Regions from separate parts of the Mus musculus genome. Here region 1 is linked to region 2. Evidence: chromatin loops called from intact Hi-C (ENCODE). Cell type or tissue: heart. All regions are shown on one strand. Each heading gives the region's core, and the rest is flanking DNA. Links, peaks and the distances in the headings are about the cores only.

Region 1 (8,903 bases), core at 3,294-7,293, 250 kb after region 2:
AATTTTGAAAATCTCTCCTGGCAAGTTGAGCTTCATTTCACTTGGCTAAACCATAATATTGTCAAAATTGTACCTATTTATTTTACAACATATACCCAAGCTCAATTTGTCCCTCCCTCTCATTCATCTATGGAATTCTGGTCTCCATGGTTACTGGTGTAACTGACATCAGCCTAACTGTGCCCATACATTAAAAATGGTGCATCAGCACAGGGTAGACCTAACACTAGAAAAGCACCTAAGAATCACTGACCCTGCACGGTCTCCATGTCCTGGTGGTGTTTAGCATCTTTAGAACCTTTTGTTCTTTGTGATGGGTACATGCTCTATCACAAAGGTTGCCACACAGAGACAACCTTGTAAGAAGTGGATTAATTGCAGATGGTAAGTTCAAAACAAAAATATACTAGGCTACTGCAATAGTTACTTGGTAGGGTTTTGCTGCTTTTCCTGTAATTAAGACCGTAGGAAGCATTTCCGGAAATCAGTGTGAAAGCCGCCATCTTGTATATAGCACAGCCCCGAGAAAATCTGAAATCCCCATCTAGTGGCCAATGACGTTCTGCGTGGTTGGCTGTGAAGTCGGTGCGTATTTAAGGCCACTGGCTTCCCTGGGCATCCCGTTCAAGTGTGCTACTTTCGATGACAGCTCACATGAACAGTCCTGGGAACGCAGCGGGTGTATCTGAGTGCTTGATCTGGGGTAAGCACTGTGAGCCTACAACCCTGCACACCCAGGTTAGATGAAGCAGATTCAGTTTTGTCATTCTTCTCTCTGTATAATTCATAACATGCCCCAGACCTTAAAGAATACATGCAGGTCTTCCAGCTTGGATATTATATGGTTTTAAAACCAAATTTTAATTCTTGATGCTGAAAAAAACACAGAGAGAAGAAGAATCAAGAAGGGGAGCAGGTGGCAGTTTGGCCTCCATGCTCCTCCTTAGACCGGTCCACTCTCCTTCTACTGGCCTCATCCTTTGCTGCCACTGATAAATCCATTCCATGTGCTGTGCACCTGGATCACATGGGCTAAGATCTGCCAAGGGCTCCTGGCCAATAGCAGGGCATCACTGGGAAGGTGATGAAATCAGAATCATGCATTAAGGGTGGTTCCAACAGAAATCCTGCTCCAAAAAAGGACCTGGGGCTACTTTCTCTAAAAACACCTGATTTCAATCTACATGTTGCTTTGTTACCCCTTTCCTTTCAACCACTAGCTACGATGAAAGTCAATGTCTAGCTCTTGCATGGCCAACGATTAAGCATGAAATACTAACATAGATAAATTCCACGGTGAAAAAGAATAGTTGAGCACAGCAAGAAGGGTGTCCTCTCTTCAACACACTGCACCAGTCCCTGGCCCAACTAGTCTCCCAGCCAACAGAATTAGTGTGATCCTTACCAAGAACACAAGAAGGAACTGGACTGCTGAGACAACTCCAAAATCATGGGGTTATTTGTGCCATTGTGGCCATGGTTAACACTTTGCTAGGTTTGCCTTTGATAAGAGCAGAAGTTGGAGATGGTACACACCTTTATCTTCCTGAGAGAACATGGATAAATATCACTTGATCTTCTGTATTGGTTGAAGCTTTGAGAAGTGTATTTGGTACCTTTAAAGCATATTGAATACCTTTCTCTTCTTAACACCTCTAGACTCTTGAAAAGGATTGTTTTTCAAGAATTACAGTTAGCTTATATGGAAATGGGGACCTAGACTCTTAGGAAGTCTGCACAGAGAACAGCACACCTGTTATGAAGAATGCAATCTACAAACAGCTTTCCTTTGATCCAGTTCTGTGTGTGAGTCTACAAGTTAGTCTCAAGTTAATGTAGAACTTGCTGCTGCAAGCACTTTGAACAAAAGGGCATCGGAAAGCATCAGAAGCCAGGTCTCTCGATCTCGCTCCTGTAATTTGTCCTCCTGTAAAGCAAGCCACGGAAAGCAGAATTCTTCTTCCCCAGGGAGATCACTCCTCTCTGCTTTGTCCTTACGGTCCCTCTTTCCTGAGGAGCCCTGTCCTGTGTCTAGAAGAAATGCCACAGAAAAGTCAAAGAGAATCTGAGCCACAGGAGTTGCTGGCTTTCCATCTCAGATCACACTCTAGCTCCAGACCACACTGTTGTGTCTAGTTACATTGTCATGTGAGTGCCTGGTCCTCATGAGTGCCTGGTCCTCATCAGCCCTACCTAGGAAAAATGGACAATGTTCCCTGGGTTTTTTAATTGTCATTTCTGAAAGCCATCACTTTGGGTCATGCAAAACGTTGGCTAAGTAAACTTTCTATGCTTTTCTCTTGTCCACCTATGTTCTGAGTAGGAGTTCTGGCCATGACGCTTACAATAAGGAAAACATACTTTTGTGTCCTTATATATAATATCTGTGGATCCGGTGCCACCATCCTTTCAAGGGTGAACTGTCTTACACTCAGGTGAAGTCATCAGAATTCAGACATTGGTCTGCCATTCATAGGTTTCTCCACCCCAAGCTCTCTATATCACCTCACTTAGCCACTGCTTATCCCTAGCTGGCCACTGTGGTAAAAGGTTAATCACAAACGTGGGTATTTATAGGGAATAATATGATGGGAGTAACCACATGTGGGTGAAAAAGAAATGAAAAGTCATGGCGACACAGAGCTTGTGACTATCCTGCAATTGGGATGGGAAACAAACAAAGGGGTCAGAATTCTGCCTGTCAACACAGGAAGAAAAGCAGACTGCTGGCTGGAAATATTAATCTGATCTTGGATGCTGGTCATAGAGGCTACACTCAGGAAGCTGAGGCAAGAGGATTGACAAGAGTTCTAGGCCAGTTCTAGGCTACGGTGAAACCAACCAACCAACCAACCAACCAACCAAACAAACAAACAAACCTGTTGTGTTAGGAAGTTGACAGTTGTTGCCTCAGAGAGCATGTGGCAGTGTCTGCAGACAGTGAGGAGTAGCATGTCACTGGCATCTGGTGTGACATGGCCAAGGGTTCTGTAAGCATCCTAGAATGCACATAGAATGTACACACAGAGCAGCTGCCTACAACAAAGAAATTTCCAGGCCCAAGTGTCAGCTGCGCTTTAAAGCAGAACTCCACTGAGGAAGCCAGTCTTCTTTCCTTGCATGGTTATTTCCCAGTAACATGCTTGAAACATTCTGGCAATAGTGACAGACAGAAATGTGCTTAGAACATTAATTCATAATTATGAGATGATTGCGATATTTCTAGAATGGGAAATCAGATATTTAAATGCACATGTCTCTAAAGATTGGTATAAAAGAAATAATTAACATCCAAAGTATCTATGACTCTTAAATCACAAAACTACTACTAAATGTTAAATATTGGGCTAAAATACAGAGCACATTTCATCTTTTAATGAAGAGAATTCTTTCTGTAAATTACTAGAACTCTTAAGGAGTTGGAACAAGTACTATCCAAAGTAGACGAGGAGCCACAGAGTATGGTACAGGAACACTGGGGTGAGCTTGTGATTGCACTAAGCCTGGTCTCTGCTCAGTGACTGTATTGTGTTCAGGTCTAAACCCACAAGGGCATCCTACAAAAAAAAAGGGTAGATTTAATATAGCTTCATCACATGTGTAAAAGCAAAACAATTGGGGGGGCATATTCATTAAATGAAATATAAAAACTCTAACTTGCTCATTGAAAACTAAGTACTTGTAGAGGAAACAAAGACACTTTATTTTCTTATTCTGCAGGAGTATTTCTAATATAATAAGACACCGAGACTGTGTTTAGCTCAAAGTCTATATGGTTGACTCCAAAGTTCAAAATTGCTTTGTTAGATGTAAGCCTTTGTCCCTGGACGGACAGGCTTCTGTCTCTTAGGAAAGAAAATTAAGTTGTATTTTCTATGTGGTGGTTCCTGAATGCAGAATTTTAGATCCGCTTTAATAAAACACGTGGCTGTGTAAGATTTTATGTTAGTAACGGTGATGGAAAGAACATTGATTTATTATTATTATTATTATCATTATTATTATTATAGAAAATTTATGATCACAAATTCAGCATCTATCAAAGAGTTTGGCCACAGTGCACCAAAAAAGCCTCCACCTACTGGGCAATGTTACGACAGGGCAAGATAAAAGCAAAGCTGGTTCCCTTCTTCCCATCACAACAAAAAGGTCGATAAAGCACACACTTGATATCAAACAGAGCTTCCTGCTGGCTTCAGTTACCTGGGAGTCTGGAGCCTGTGGTTTGAGTAATGTTCTGTCCACAATGCCGGGCAGCAGAAGCATAGAGAGAATGTCGGGCTTCCAGCCGGCTGAGCGAGCGCCTAACAACTTCAGACTCATTCTTTATTCTCCATCAGAAACGATAGCAAATGTGTTAAAAGGAAAAAAAAAAGTATTCACCGATCTTCTGATGTTGCCTTTTTTGGTGCTAGGAATTGTGTAACAGAGGTGATCCAGACGAGGTGATCCGCCCTTGAGCTACCTTCCAGGGTCATGTAAGTTTGCAAAAGAACCGAAAAGGAAGAGTTTTGCATAGTTCCTCTTGAAAACAAATGGTTTTTGTTTGTTTGTTTTATGTTTGTTTGTTTGTTATTGTGGAAAATTCCTGAAGAAATAAGATAGAGGTTGCTGGGGTGGGCACTGCAGATGACCAGGTGAAAACAGGACCAAACAGAGTACACATGTGCAGCATAAGTGCAAACATTGTAACTTTTATCTCTTTGATCCTGAGAAATTTTGTCAAAGTAATGACGTTAATATTTTTAAACTCTATATTTTGGTATGCAATAGGACATTTATCCTAGAGTCCATAAGAATGATTTTTTTAAATATGAATGCTTATATCAGTACTAAAGAGGACTCTGCTTGAATCCTCAGGTACTTACCTCATTTTCAAGTGTATCAATTAAAAAGATTACATAATAGGTGCTCTGAGTGGACACATAATTTTCTCACCATTTCTAAACATTCCTACCAAAAGTATAACGTTTAGCTGCCACCCAAACGGTGGAAATGCATATGTACATCTGCGACTTACAAACTGTGTTTTGAGAAACGCTTGTGAGGGAATGCTGCAGCTGCTGATAGGTTGACCTTTAGATTAAAGGAAGGAGAAGACAAACAAAATTCTGGCATGACTGAAACAGAGTGGTAGAAGCCCCGGAGAAGGACCACCAGGGGGCAGCATCCTCAAGCGGTTGTGATGGGGTGAGGCGCCCCCCCCCCCCCCCGCAAGGTTGTTGGTTAGCTCCAGCTATTTAGAACCAGAACCGTTTTCTGATTTCCAAGTTAAAACCCCTAAGTACAAAAACATGTGTCCCCACCCCCAATGTGAAACGGACGAAATTCAAAAGCAAAAATAATACTTTATGCAGCTCAGCATGTACCCTACATCGTTCTGAGCGATGTACATGGATCAAGCAGCTGCCATGACAACCTTTGCAGTGTAAACACTGTTGCTAGTACATTAAAATCACGTGTGCATTTATATGATGCATTGTCTATGATTTTTAATTGAAATTTACAAATGAGGAAACCGGGACACAGAAGTTTATCACGTGCTCATGCCATACAAATACCAAATACCAAGTACCAGAGCTGAGATTCGGACCAAAAGCTCTGGCCCAGAGATCAGATCTGAGACTGAGCCAACAGACTGAGGCTCTCAAGGCAGTGTTTCCTTGTTGGCGCACTATCAAGTTCAGCTACCAGCGCAAGGTCCAACTTATGGCCTTGTCTGGAACACAGCTTCTGTGTGCTGAATCTCTTGAAAACACTTCCCCCGAAAGTTTTACCCCAACAATGCTGCTTTCTTCGTAATCGTGGCTAAATTCTCAGCTCTGGCCAACCAGCATTGAGTATCCAGCAAGGATTTTACTTTAGTAGTTCTGGTATCTTGTTCATCACAGATGGTTCTTCATCCCCAGCTAACCAAAACTACAGATCCTTCACACAAAATGTCCTGTAGAGTCTTTTCTTCCCGCTGACACTGCACAAGCTAGGCCTCCAGGTTTTTTTTTTTTTTTTACTGTTTGCAGCAAGCTCTTACAGAAGTGACTCAATGGCTTTTCTAGCCCCAAGTTTCACAGAACAGTTCATCCTCAAAAGCAGTGAGGACAGGAACTCAAACAGGGCAGGAGTTCATTCAGGGCAGGAGCTGATACAGAGCATGGAGGGGTGCGGCTTACTGGCTTGCTCCTCATGGCTTGCTCAGCCTGCTTTCTTGTAGGAGGCCAGGGATGGTGCCACCTACAGTGGCTGGGCCCGGCTCCATTGGTCACTAATTGAGAAAATGCCTTACAGCTGGATCTTAAGAGTCATTGTCTCAAGTGAGGCTCCCTCCTCTCTGATTCCTCTAGCTTGGGTCAAGTTGACATAAAACCAGCCAACATTTGGGTCTGACCTGCTTCAGGGATGTCTTAGTTACCTTTGTATTGTTGAAAAGGGATCATGACCAAATGTTTTCTCTTAGAAAAGAAGACATTTCACTGGGTGCTGGCTTACAGCTTCAGAGGATTGGTCTTTTGTCACCATGGCAGGGAGCATGGCAGCAGGCAGGCAAGCAGGCAGCTTTACATCCTGTTCCACGGGCATCAAGAAGACAGAGGGAGAGACACAGGGCCCAGTGTAGGCTTTTGCAGTCTCAAAGTCCACTCTCAGTAAGACAACACCTCCTAATCCCCCTAAGCCTTCTCGGTTTCATAACCTGGTGACTAAGAATTGAAATTTGGAAGCCCGCGAGAGCCATTTTCGTGTAAATCACCATAAGGAGAGATGGGTATCAAACATGAGAGGGGTCACCGTGCTTCTGCGGTTTTCTCAGATACCACAAGCTTGCACATCTCAGATCTCCAAGCTCCACATGGAGGGAGACCATGTTTGAGGATAGTATATCTATCTAAGGCAGTATAACATCTAAGACAGATATATCTAATATATGTATAATATATATCTAACATAGATAATATATGTATAATATCTAAGATAGGTATAACACCTAAGGCATCTGGGACTGAAATAAAAAATTTAGTAAGGGAGACTTGATTTTTGTGTTTTAGAAATGGAGAAAGGATGGATCCTATTTGAATGCTGAGCCAAAGTACACCTCTAGCAAGTGAGATTAGCCTTGGACATGTTTTTAAATAGTAGCATGAAAGATTAGAAACATGACCACCTTTAAGTTCACAGATGCTAGCGGGGAGGGAAAGCAAGCCTACATTTTGGAGTGTGTATTAGGAACAACATGTTTTGAAAAGTTAGCAAAGGCAAGTGAGGAGAGCAAGATGACACTAAAGAAAACTAGCATTCATCAAGACCATTACAGAGATGACAACTGCTTGCTGGTTAATGTTCATCTGGCTCAGACCAGCAGGTGCACATGTGTGGGTGCCAGAGGTCAACCTCCCACCATGACTCACTCTTGCTCCTGCATAGACCCCTATTATTGTCAATGAGAGAAACAGCTCGCCTCAACAAGATAAGAGATAGTTTATTCTAGAGCCAGTTATGAGTGACTATGGCTCAGGAACACAGATTTTACTTTCTCCAAATACCACGTTCCAACGAGGTAGCAATTTCGTGCTTTTCCAGAAATAGGGAACCCCAAATTAAGGTACTTTTTAAATGTATTAGTGCAAACATTTGATAAGCAGGTTACAACAAAGAGGTGGACTTTTTGGAATACCTTAGATGCTATCCAGTGATGCTACTAGCTTTTGGGTTGGTAGAAGCCAATAGTCTGTAAGTTCATTCATTCAAGGTTCTACCTTGAAGTCACAAGGACAGGAACAGAAAAAACAAAACAAAAAGAAGACAAAACAAAAAACAAAAAACAAAACAAACAGACAGGAACAGAAAAAAACAAAACAAAAAAAGACAAACAAACAAAAAAACAAAAAAACCCCACATCAGCGGGAGGTCTGAAGATGACTCAAGATAAAGTTTAATTAGGGTCTGAACCTGCAACACACTGCTGGATTCACAGTCTCCAAATTTCTAAAGTTAACCAGCCTCGCTGAAGGGTCAGTGAAAGGTGGTTTCCTTCACAGCAAGCAACAGGATGTGTTTGTTTAAACAGCTGAGACTTAGACTTACTTAATGCCAGGAATCTGCTCTGCGCTCACTCAGAGCATGGTGATAGTGGTGTGGTTTAGAGCCTGACCTTAAACTTAGAGATCTGGGAGTTTCGGAGAAACTGAAAACAGACACGTTAGTGACTAAAGAGAAAGGTGAAGATATGGACAAGTGAACAAAAACGCCCAGAATTCAAGGTCAGACAGTGGGACCGGGAGATAGGGATGGTTTCAAAACTAAACTCGTAGGGCATTCAGAGGGACAGGAAGAACTCGGTGCAGGAGAGGAGAGCACAAATGCTTCAACAAATGCTGAGTGTGTGTGATTACTGAAGGAGCTTCCGTCTCTCTGTTAAGCACCCACCTAGCATGTAGAAATAAGCCTAATCTGCATGAAAAGAGGTTACTGCACTCAAGAATGCCACTTCTGATGGGAAAGGTTGCTGGGAATTAAGGAGCATTATCCATGCTAGTCAGGGGACTTTCTTCCACAGGATACATTTAGTTCCAGATTAGACATGGAATTTTCAAAATTAATTATGGAGAGAGAGAGTTCCTGACTGAGACCTTTGCCTGTTTCTCCTGTCCCTTTATGACTTTGATAATTAGTTTATTTTGAAAGGTTTCCTTCTTTCTTTCTCTCTCTCTTTCTTTCTCTTTCTTTCTTTCTTTCTTTCTTTCTTCCTCTCTCTCTCTTTCTTTCTTTTCTTCCCCCCTCTCTCTTTCCTTTCTTCCGTTTTTTCAAGACAGGATTTCTCTGTATAACCCTGGCTGTCCTGGAACTCACTCTGTAGACCAGGCTGGCCTCAAACTCAGAAATCTGTCTGCTTCTACCTCCCAAGTGCTGGG
Region 2 (8,903 bases), core at 1,641-5,640:
TCTGTCTCATGTAGTGGGCCTTAAATCTAATCAAATGTTTGTTCACTTATGCAGACAGATTTTTTAAAAGATTTATTTACTTTATGTATATGAGTGTTCTATCTGCATGTATGCCTATGTGCCAGAACAGGCATCAGATCTCACAATACATGGTCGTGAGCCACCATGTGGTTGCTGGGAATTGAACTTAGTACCACTGGAAGAGCAGTCAGTGCTCCTAACCACTGAGCCAGCTCTCCAGCCCTGCAGACAGATTTTTACTGTAGCTCACAGGGTCTAAAGCTAGGTGAGACTGAAAATTCGCTTTTCTCCTCAAGTACCTTCCAGCACCACGAGCCCTGGTCTGTAGTGGTGCAGCTTCCAGTTAAACACCATCTTGATCTCTCCATGTTCAGTAGCATAAGTACATGTTGTATTTAGCATTTCCGCCAAGTCTTACTCAGCTCTGAACACTGATGATTTCCACAGAGATATACTTCTCTTGAGCTTGCCTTTGACTAGATTGTCTTCGTGAATGGTTTCAGTTCAGTCTGCCATTCTCTCCCTCCCCTCCCCTCCACTTCTTCCTACTTCCTTTCATCTCTGTATTCCTATCAATGCCCAGTGTATTGGGATGGAGTGAGAAAACGAGACCTCCTGGGAGGCTGCTACAAGGCATTGTAAGCGATGAATAGTGCGTTCTAGAATGATGTGTTTACCTTCTAAAGATCCGATTGCAACTCAGATTTACAGTAGATGGGGTTATTGGCTCTTTTGAACGTTGAGGGTGAGAAGAATATTGAATTTGTGAAGTAGAAGACTTTGAGGATGGTTTACAAGAAGAAACTGCAGAGTCTGATACCCTGTCAGGATCCTGAACCTCAGAGGTAATGTCAGCCTCAGCCTCAGACTGGTATCCAGAACGCCCTTCTGAGAAGGTGGTGGATGAAGAATGGGAGACTATGGATAGATTTTTGAACTGGCCAGGGCCCCAGCTCCTTAGTCTGGTCAACACTGTTGCAATATAGAGGTATCAAGGTCCTGCTGTGGCTAGGCAATGGCCCTAACCAAGGTATCTGAAGTCACTGTTTATGTCACATGAAGACATAGCACACGTGAAGTTTCTTAAACATATGTTCTTTACTAGTTCAACGTTATGTTTATATATCACGTCAGCTTTAGATCAAGGATAGCGTATGCATCCTTTAGAGAAAGCAGCCCAAGACCTGAGCTTCTTCAAACATCACATGATTGTGTGAGCTCATTGCTCTTCAATTCTTTATTCCTCATTTTGAAAAACATTCTTAGATAAGTTTACATCACTTAAAAGACAAAAGTGAAAACGCCATATCGCTTTCAAATTTATAAACAGAATATACATTTCCCCGGTTTATTTGGTAAGAGCATTTCATTTCCCATAAGCTAACAGACACAATGTAAAGTGTAGGCGCGACAGATTTAGCATAGACAAATAGAGATCAATCAAAATCAAGCAGTTGTTTGACTCCAAGGTTTCACCTTTCCTTTTGACATTTTTATTATTTAATTATTTGTGTGTGTATGAGTGTGTGTGTGTGTGTGTGTGTGTGTGTGTGTGTGTGTGTGTTCACTTGCCAGGAAGCATGTGTGGAGGCCAGAGGATGACTTGCTGGAATTAAGTTCTCTCTTTCCACCATGTGGGTCCCAGGGTCTGAATTCAGGTCCTCGGGCTTGGTGGCAAGTACCTTTGCTGGCACAAAGACGTTGGGCCAAGCCAGCTTTAGCTTAGATCCTACCATTTAATAATCATATAACCGTGGGCAAGCTTTTCAACTTTCCTAAGCCTCAGTTTCTGTCCTTGCTAGATCGAATGATGCACAGGATTCTTCTGTGGGCATGCAGTGCTAAGGTGCGTTACTCCATTCTGCACAGCCATAGTGTACAGTCAGTCAGCAGTGAGGTTTTGTTTTTCTTTTAAAGATACAAAATCTATCAGATGACTACAAGCTATCATTAAATACAACACTAAGTCTGTGTTTACAACAGTATTCTTGGGCTTTCAGTGTTCTCTGAGTATTAAGGAAACACCCTGTCTTTCCCTAAGATTGTGTTGGAAATCGTTCAGGAAAGTCATTTGTCTTTGTTCTCCTAAAGAGTTCCAGGAAAGGAAAGGCTGAAATTTTGTCGTTTTAGATCTATAGCTATCAACATACTTTCATTATCTTAAAATAGCAAGGATTTTTTCTTTTTTTGGTTTGGTTTGGTTTGGTTTTTAATGAAGCTGAACTTCACTGGGAACTATAACACCTAAAATCCGTATTGCAAATGTCTTCTTGGGCAAACTAATTGCTCAGTGGGTAAAGGTGTCCACTAAGCCTGATGACCCAAGTTAGATTTACAGAACCCACATGGGGGTTATGGCTGGGGGAACCATAATACGTGAGGAACAGTATTAAAGGGTTGTGGCAGTAGCAAGGCTGAGAATCAATGAGTTTTGACATTAGGGTTTCCACCTTCAATATCCCTAATGTCAAATATCAGGAGGGAACTGATGCTTGCAAGGTGTTCTCTGACCTACACACACACACACACACACACACACACACACACACACACACACACACATACACACACACACACACACACACACAGACACGCACACGTGCACGCACACATACACACACACACACACACACATACATACACACACACACACACTCAGACACACACACACACACTCAGACATGCACACGTGCACGCACACACACACACTCAGACACGCACACGTGCACGCACACACACACACACACACACACTCAGACACGCACACGTGCACGCACACACACACATACACACACTCAGACATGCACACGTGCACGCACACACACACACTAATTAAAAATAACAACAGTGCGTTTATTTGTAGATAAACATCATAGGCTGTGTCTTCATTCTATTTCTGTTATCCTTGATAAGGAAGGCAGAGCAGGTATCGCTCCAGCCGCAAGCAGATGAAGTACAGCTGAGAGCTGAGAAGGCTCCTGGACCCTGTTCACCTAACTAATGAGCCCAGGCAAGACACCACACCGCTGGTTACAGAGCAAACTGCCCTATCCCCACAAGCTTTCAGGGGAGCTGGAACAAGGAAGAGAACCCCTAAGCCATTCCAGTGACGTTCTTCTCAACAGATTGCATGAATTTACCCACGTAAAAATGACAAAGAGACAAAAATGAGAAGACAGCAGTATTTTGGATTTTAAGAATAACAACAACAACAAAAAATGTTACTTAGTCACACATAGGCAGTGGTGTTGCATATTTTCATGTCATGGTTATTCATATGGAAAGATTTTATTTCCCTGTACACTGTCACTTATTCTTTGCACAGTTTTCTTCATGGTTTTAATTAGTTAGTTAGTTAGTTAGTTAGTTAGTTAGTTAGGTTGGTTTTTTAGTTTAGAGGAGGGGTGTTGGTTGTTTTTTGTTTTTTCTACCCAGCCAAGTTTTAAATCTGCTCAGTGACCAGAAGAGGGCAGTATGAGCTAACAAAACAGAAACCACGCACCGCACCCTCTAAGCCACTCTGCTTGTTCTGTTCAGACTCTGTGTCACTATCAGGTTTGCAATGTTAACTAAAACACTAAAAACTCATTAAAGACAGGAACGGAAAGGGCAGAGGTGGAGGGACGAAGGGAAGGAGATGGCTTTTTAAACCTCCTTATTGGAATAAAATGAGGTGAAATGGCTGTAAGAAAACGTGTTTAAGCACTTGCTGGGTGTGGACTCTGAATTAAGTGCTGCAAAATTGCTTCCTGGAGGGAGAGAGTAAAGAATTCAGACCACTTTCAACTGGACCTGTTCTTTACAGCCTCTGTTTACCTATTTATTTAATAGAGGCTTTGGGTCCGAAGGCCATGCCAGGACCTGCCTGGGCCCCAGACACTCCAGACCCTACATGGGAATGCGCTGGTGACAAGAAGCATAAAGAATAAAAGCTAAGGGTGAAAATGCAGGTGGTGTGTTCGATGCTTGCTTAAAATGCCTACACACACATGGGTAAAACATGTCTACCCTATAGCCTTAAGGACTGGAAGAAAGAAACGTGCCCTTGATGTATTTGTAAGTTATAGAAAATATAGTTAGAGTAGTTTCTAGGTAGCGCCAGAATACAACTTGGCTTAGTCCCCATCTTTACTGTGGCATATTTGATGGGTGACTCTTCATAGTCTGAGGAGAAAACAGGAGCCAAAGAGTCAGTGTGGTAAACTGTCTCAAATGTTCAATAGTATGTAGTTCAATGGTGCATGCATTAGAAGAAAGCACTGCCTCTTGGTGTCTGGGAAGACTGAGGCAGGTTTGAGATGAAACTCAAGGGATTTTGATGGTAGCAATCAGTAGAACAGAAATACAACAAATGAGTGGGAATTTTAGGTAGAGGAAGCCTAGGTAGGCATGTGGGTTGTGTTTAGCATTGTAGAGAACAATCATTTCTAGCGTCTGGATGCCAGGTCCTTCAGGATGGAGCAAGCAGTCTGCAGGAAGGAGAGGCTGGGAGGGGCAAAAGCAAGCTTAAGAGAAAGAGACATCGCCTAGACAGCTTTGAATACACTGCACATTCACTGTGTGGATTTGATGTGGAACCATTTCCATAAAGACTTGAGCCGCCACGTGCTGTGAACCAAGAAAAAGCAGGGCACCTACAGAAAACATGTTTCCATTATATGTACATGTGTTTGTTTCATATGTGCTATGCAGCTGTACAACGATGTAGAGGGATATTGAAGGTGGAAACCCTAATGTCAAAACTCAGTGATTCTCAGCCTTCCTAGTGCCACAACCCTTTAATACTCTTCCTCATGTATTATGGTTCCTCCAGCCATAACATTATTTTCATTGCTATTTCATAACCATAATTTTGCTGCTGTTATGAATTGTAATGTAAATATCTGTGTTTTCCGGTGGTCTTTGGGGGGTTGTGATACACAGGGTAAGAAGCACTGCATTGTACCCTAGGCTGTAGATCTGAATAGCAATGTCACAGGACTGCTCCAACAGTCATTTTAACATTGTTTTTTAGCCTTTGTTAGGAGACAACAGTTGACTGCTGTTACAAAGCAACCAGCCTTCCGTTTCCTTCTGCTGTGTGACAGCATGAAAGTCTATCTCTGCCTGCGTGTGTGCATCTGAGCCTGCCTTCTAACACTGTCCCTCATGGGTATTCGTTTCAGAATTATTAGGCAAATGATAAGATTGGTCCCCCTAAAAATATGTTTCCTGGTATTTTTCACATGGTACAGAAGTGGAATTAACTGGTTTAGGATTCAGCTGAAGAAACACAGAAAATGAAACCTTGCCTGTGTGTGGGCGATGCTCCTGCACTGTGGCTGAAGGATTGCCTAGGAAGCCATCAGGGGTATATACAACACAGAAAATGCCATATTTGTCCTACCATTTTTGTTCTACCCTTTCTGGTTTTTTGTTTCCCCTGATGTGGTGCTAGTCCAATTGATCTTAAAAATCTACCCAAAGCTTAACTCCTACTGTATTAGCAACAATAACAAAAAAACAAAAAACAAAAAAAACAAAAACAGATATAGGTGATATGTTATACTCACGAAACTCCATGGATCAATAGCAGATGACTTTTGTTTTATTTATTTGTGTAGTGTACTCCACCCCCATCATTCCTTTCTATTTAAGGCTTCCTCTTCCATTTCTATGCCTAGGGCAGGACAGTCATTGTTACTACATAAAGAATGAATCTGATACTCCCAAGGTACTTGCCATTATAGGGAACAGGTGTGTGTGTGTGTGTGTGTGTGTGTGTGTGTGTGTGTGTGTGTCCTTGGTAACACATCTGTTTTATTTGTTTTGTTTTGTCTCATTTATAAAATTCAGGCAAGAATGGGCTCGTGCTCATGTGGTGGAATGAAGCCCAGCCTTTGTTAAGATTTAATGAGACAATGCTCATCACAATTTGCTCTTAAAACACGAAGCAAAGTCTTACCTGTGTTTCAGATCAGCTTTCCAGGTTGCTCACCTGAGGTGTTCTGTTGACCACTGGTGTAGGCAGCTCCATGGTTACCATACGCATGCGTCAGCTGCAGTTCCAGGCCCATCACTGAGAGAAACACATTTAATCCTCCTGGAAACCTCCATGAGAACAGGAATATTGTCCTGCCTGTTTTGGAGGAAAGGAAAGTGGGACACAGCATGGTAAGTTCTTTGCCTCAGAGCCCACAGTGACGGCACGAAAGCCCGTGCTCAGCTGCTGTACACCAGAATCTGTGTATTTGACCTGTAAACCTCGTATAGATAATTTGGAAATAATGGCCTCAATTTGCAATGGGAAACTTTTTAACTGAAAGGGAACTGCAGCCACGGAGAAGCTATTTCTCCATTCCTCAGTCCTGAATATTCCTTATCCATCTTTCCTCCCTCCCTCCCTCCTCCTTTCCTCCTTCCCTTCTTCTCTCCCTCCCTCCTTCCTTTCTTCTCTTCTCTTTCCTTTCCCTCTTCCCCTTCCGACTTCTTCTTCCTTCACATTAGTGTCTTCCAGAGGCACAGTGGGTATAAGCTCTAAGAACATGGAAAGCAACAACCTAAACTTAACACACTCAGCCTTCTCACTGGAGTTCAATAGATGTTCAGATCTGACTTCAGCGTGAAGAGAAGTCAGACATTTCACTACCTCTGTATTATCTGATTTGTTCTCTGGAAATATATATTCTGTGTTCCAACTCTCACTCCCCACTAGACCCTCTGCAATGAATATTTGAACCCACACTTAGAAACATCTTTCTTCTCTCTTCCTTGAGACACGTCCAACTCCAGTAGAACTTCTTTCATTTCAAGATCTCCATTAGCATTTGAAGAGCTCAAATTACCAGGTCCCTGCCACAGAGATTCCTGCACATGGAAGCAGCTTATGTGTCCATTGTCAGATGAACAGATAATAAAAGTGTACTCCTTAGGCACAGTGGGGTTGCATCCACCTGCAAAGACAAGTGAAAGTATAAAATTTGTGAGAAAATGGATGGATAGGAAAAAGCATTAAGCAAGGTAACACAAATGGAGAAAGGTCGATGTCCCATGTTCTCTCTCACATGTGCCACTTAGCTTTTTAATGTTTACATGTGTGCATATCGGTGCTCGAGAGTCTGAGTGCAGGCTATGAAACTTGAAAGAAGAGCATGGCCAGGGAAGCCCTGAAGAAGTGAGGGGATGATAATAAGACACATGCAGCATATAAGAAAAGGAGCTGGGAGGGCCACAGAGGGTCAGGGGGTCAGGCACTCAGGGGGTCAGAAGAAAAAGTAAGGGAAAGAATTTTTTTAAAAATTGTTTTAGTGGGGGACTGGAGACATAGTCAGTGGCTAAGAGCATGGGCTCCTCTTCCAGAGGTCCTGAGTTTAATTCTCAGAAACCACATGGTGGCTCACAACCATCAATAATGAGCTTTGATGCCCTCTTCTGGTGTGTCTGAAGACAGCTACAGTTTTACTCACATACTTAAAAATTGTTTTAGTTCCATAATGAAACCTAATACTCTGTATGTATGCTATTTAAAAAATAAATGTTTAAAGACAGACTTTTCTCTACCTCTCAACTCACAGTGGTGCTGAACAGAAGAAATGGTCAACACAGCTGCTAGTCCATAGCAAACTGGTATCATGTAAAGCTCCATAAACTATAACTAACAGCTAGAAGGGGGAAGAAAAGAGTTAAGAGCTAGAAACATCCTCTCTTAACTATAATTTCATATCTGCACTTAATTTCAAAGGGCAGGGCGAAACTGCCATTGGATAAATATCAGCCATTGGGGCAATTTTTTTAAACTTCAGGTTTGATGAGAACCGTTTAACTTATGTTTCGTCCTTTGATTTCTTCTTCCAGCATGTATGTTGGGGGTCACAGTATGTGAACAGATGGGATATATGGCAGGGGCCAACTAATTAACATTAAAACAGGGGAACCCATTGTCTTCCTATAACTCCCATCCATCTACCTTCATTTCTGTCACCGTGGCGCCTAGCAGTTCTCGGACTGAGTGCTGTGAATACACCATTGAGCAAACTCAACTTCCCATAATGCTGCTGCTTCGTGTGCAAGAAGCTGTGTCTGCATAGGTACTGAGTCACCGGGTGATGTCTGTAGCTAAGCTGCCACTTCTAAGGGTGAGGCTACAGAGATCTGTGTGCAAAGTCTCTAACTTTCAGATGAATGAAAAAGAACGAGTATATTTTAAGTCTCATTAGGAACAGTCTTGCAGTTTCTAGCTACAAATACCAAGACCAGAGCAGCCCCAAAAGTTTGAAGTGAGAGAACATCAGAAAGTGTGCAGCTCTCACGAGCCTGCTCATGTACAGCAAGCTAGGGGCTCCAGTGGACCAAAAATTTACCCACGACTTTTATAATTGTTGTTCTTCCTAAAATTTCCTTATATGCCTGGGTTGGATTTACTTATAAATGTAGGGCAGTCTGAACCACATGAAAGTTTTCAGATTTAATTTTTAGGGTTTTGTTGTTGTTGTTGTTGTTCATGAAAGTCCTGTACTGCCAGTGGCAAAACATTGAAAAAAGCTAGGTGTGGTTGAATTACTACATAATCCAGTTATATCAGGCCTAGGTCTACATCCGCAAAGACTCAATGGAGTCCTCAGAAGATATATTCTCACAGTTATGCTCACTACAGCACCATTCACAACAGCCAAGATGTGAAAGTAACCCTGACACCTATCAACAGATGATGGATGAAAACTGTGGCCTACAGTGCATTGCTATCACATCCTTAAAAAGAAAATCTGTCGCATGCTACAACACGGAGAGCCTCAAGGACAGTCTACTAAACACAATAAGCCAGCTTAAAGATAATTACTACTTGATGCTATGTACAGGCATTATCTAAAGTAGTTAAACCCATAGAAACAGAAAGTGGAGTGGTC

The links. Peaks named below come from ENCODE experiments on the same cell type or tissue, not always from the same donor. Only the 100,000 strongest peaks of a DNase experiment are listed, where the experiment ranks them.
Region 1: it touches region 2 in a loop (3-fold over the local background); 9 of 42 quality-filtered maps call a loop at or near these places.

What each region holds. Positions count from the first base shown.
Region 1 is chr10:19,486,540-19,495,442 of GRCm38, forward strand. It overlaps Gm33104 (predicted gene, 33104), which reads left to right and starts at 176. Exons shown (of 4, transcript NR_152784.1): 1 at 176-384; 2 at 4,416-4,478. In heart, for the core only: a CTCF peak has its summit at 5,132 (motif pointing right); a DNase peak (open chromatin) is centred at 5,162.
Region 2 is chr10:19,236,700-19,245,602 of GRCm38, forward strand. It overlaps Gm40607 (a long non-coding RNA gene), which reads right to left and starts at 6,854. Exons shown (of 3, transcript XR_871478.1): 1 at 6,744-6,854; 2 at 5,966-6,139. In heart, for the core only: a CTCF peak has its summit at 3,476 (motif pointing right); no DNase peak of the experiment used is centred there.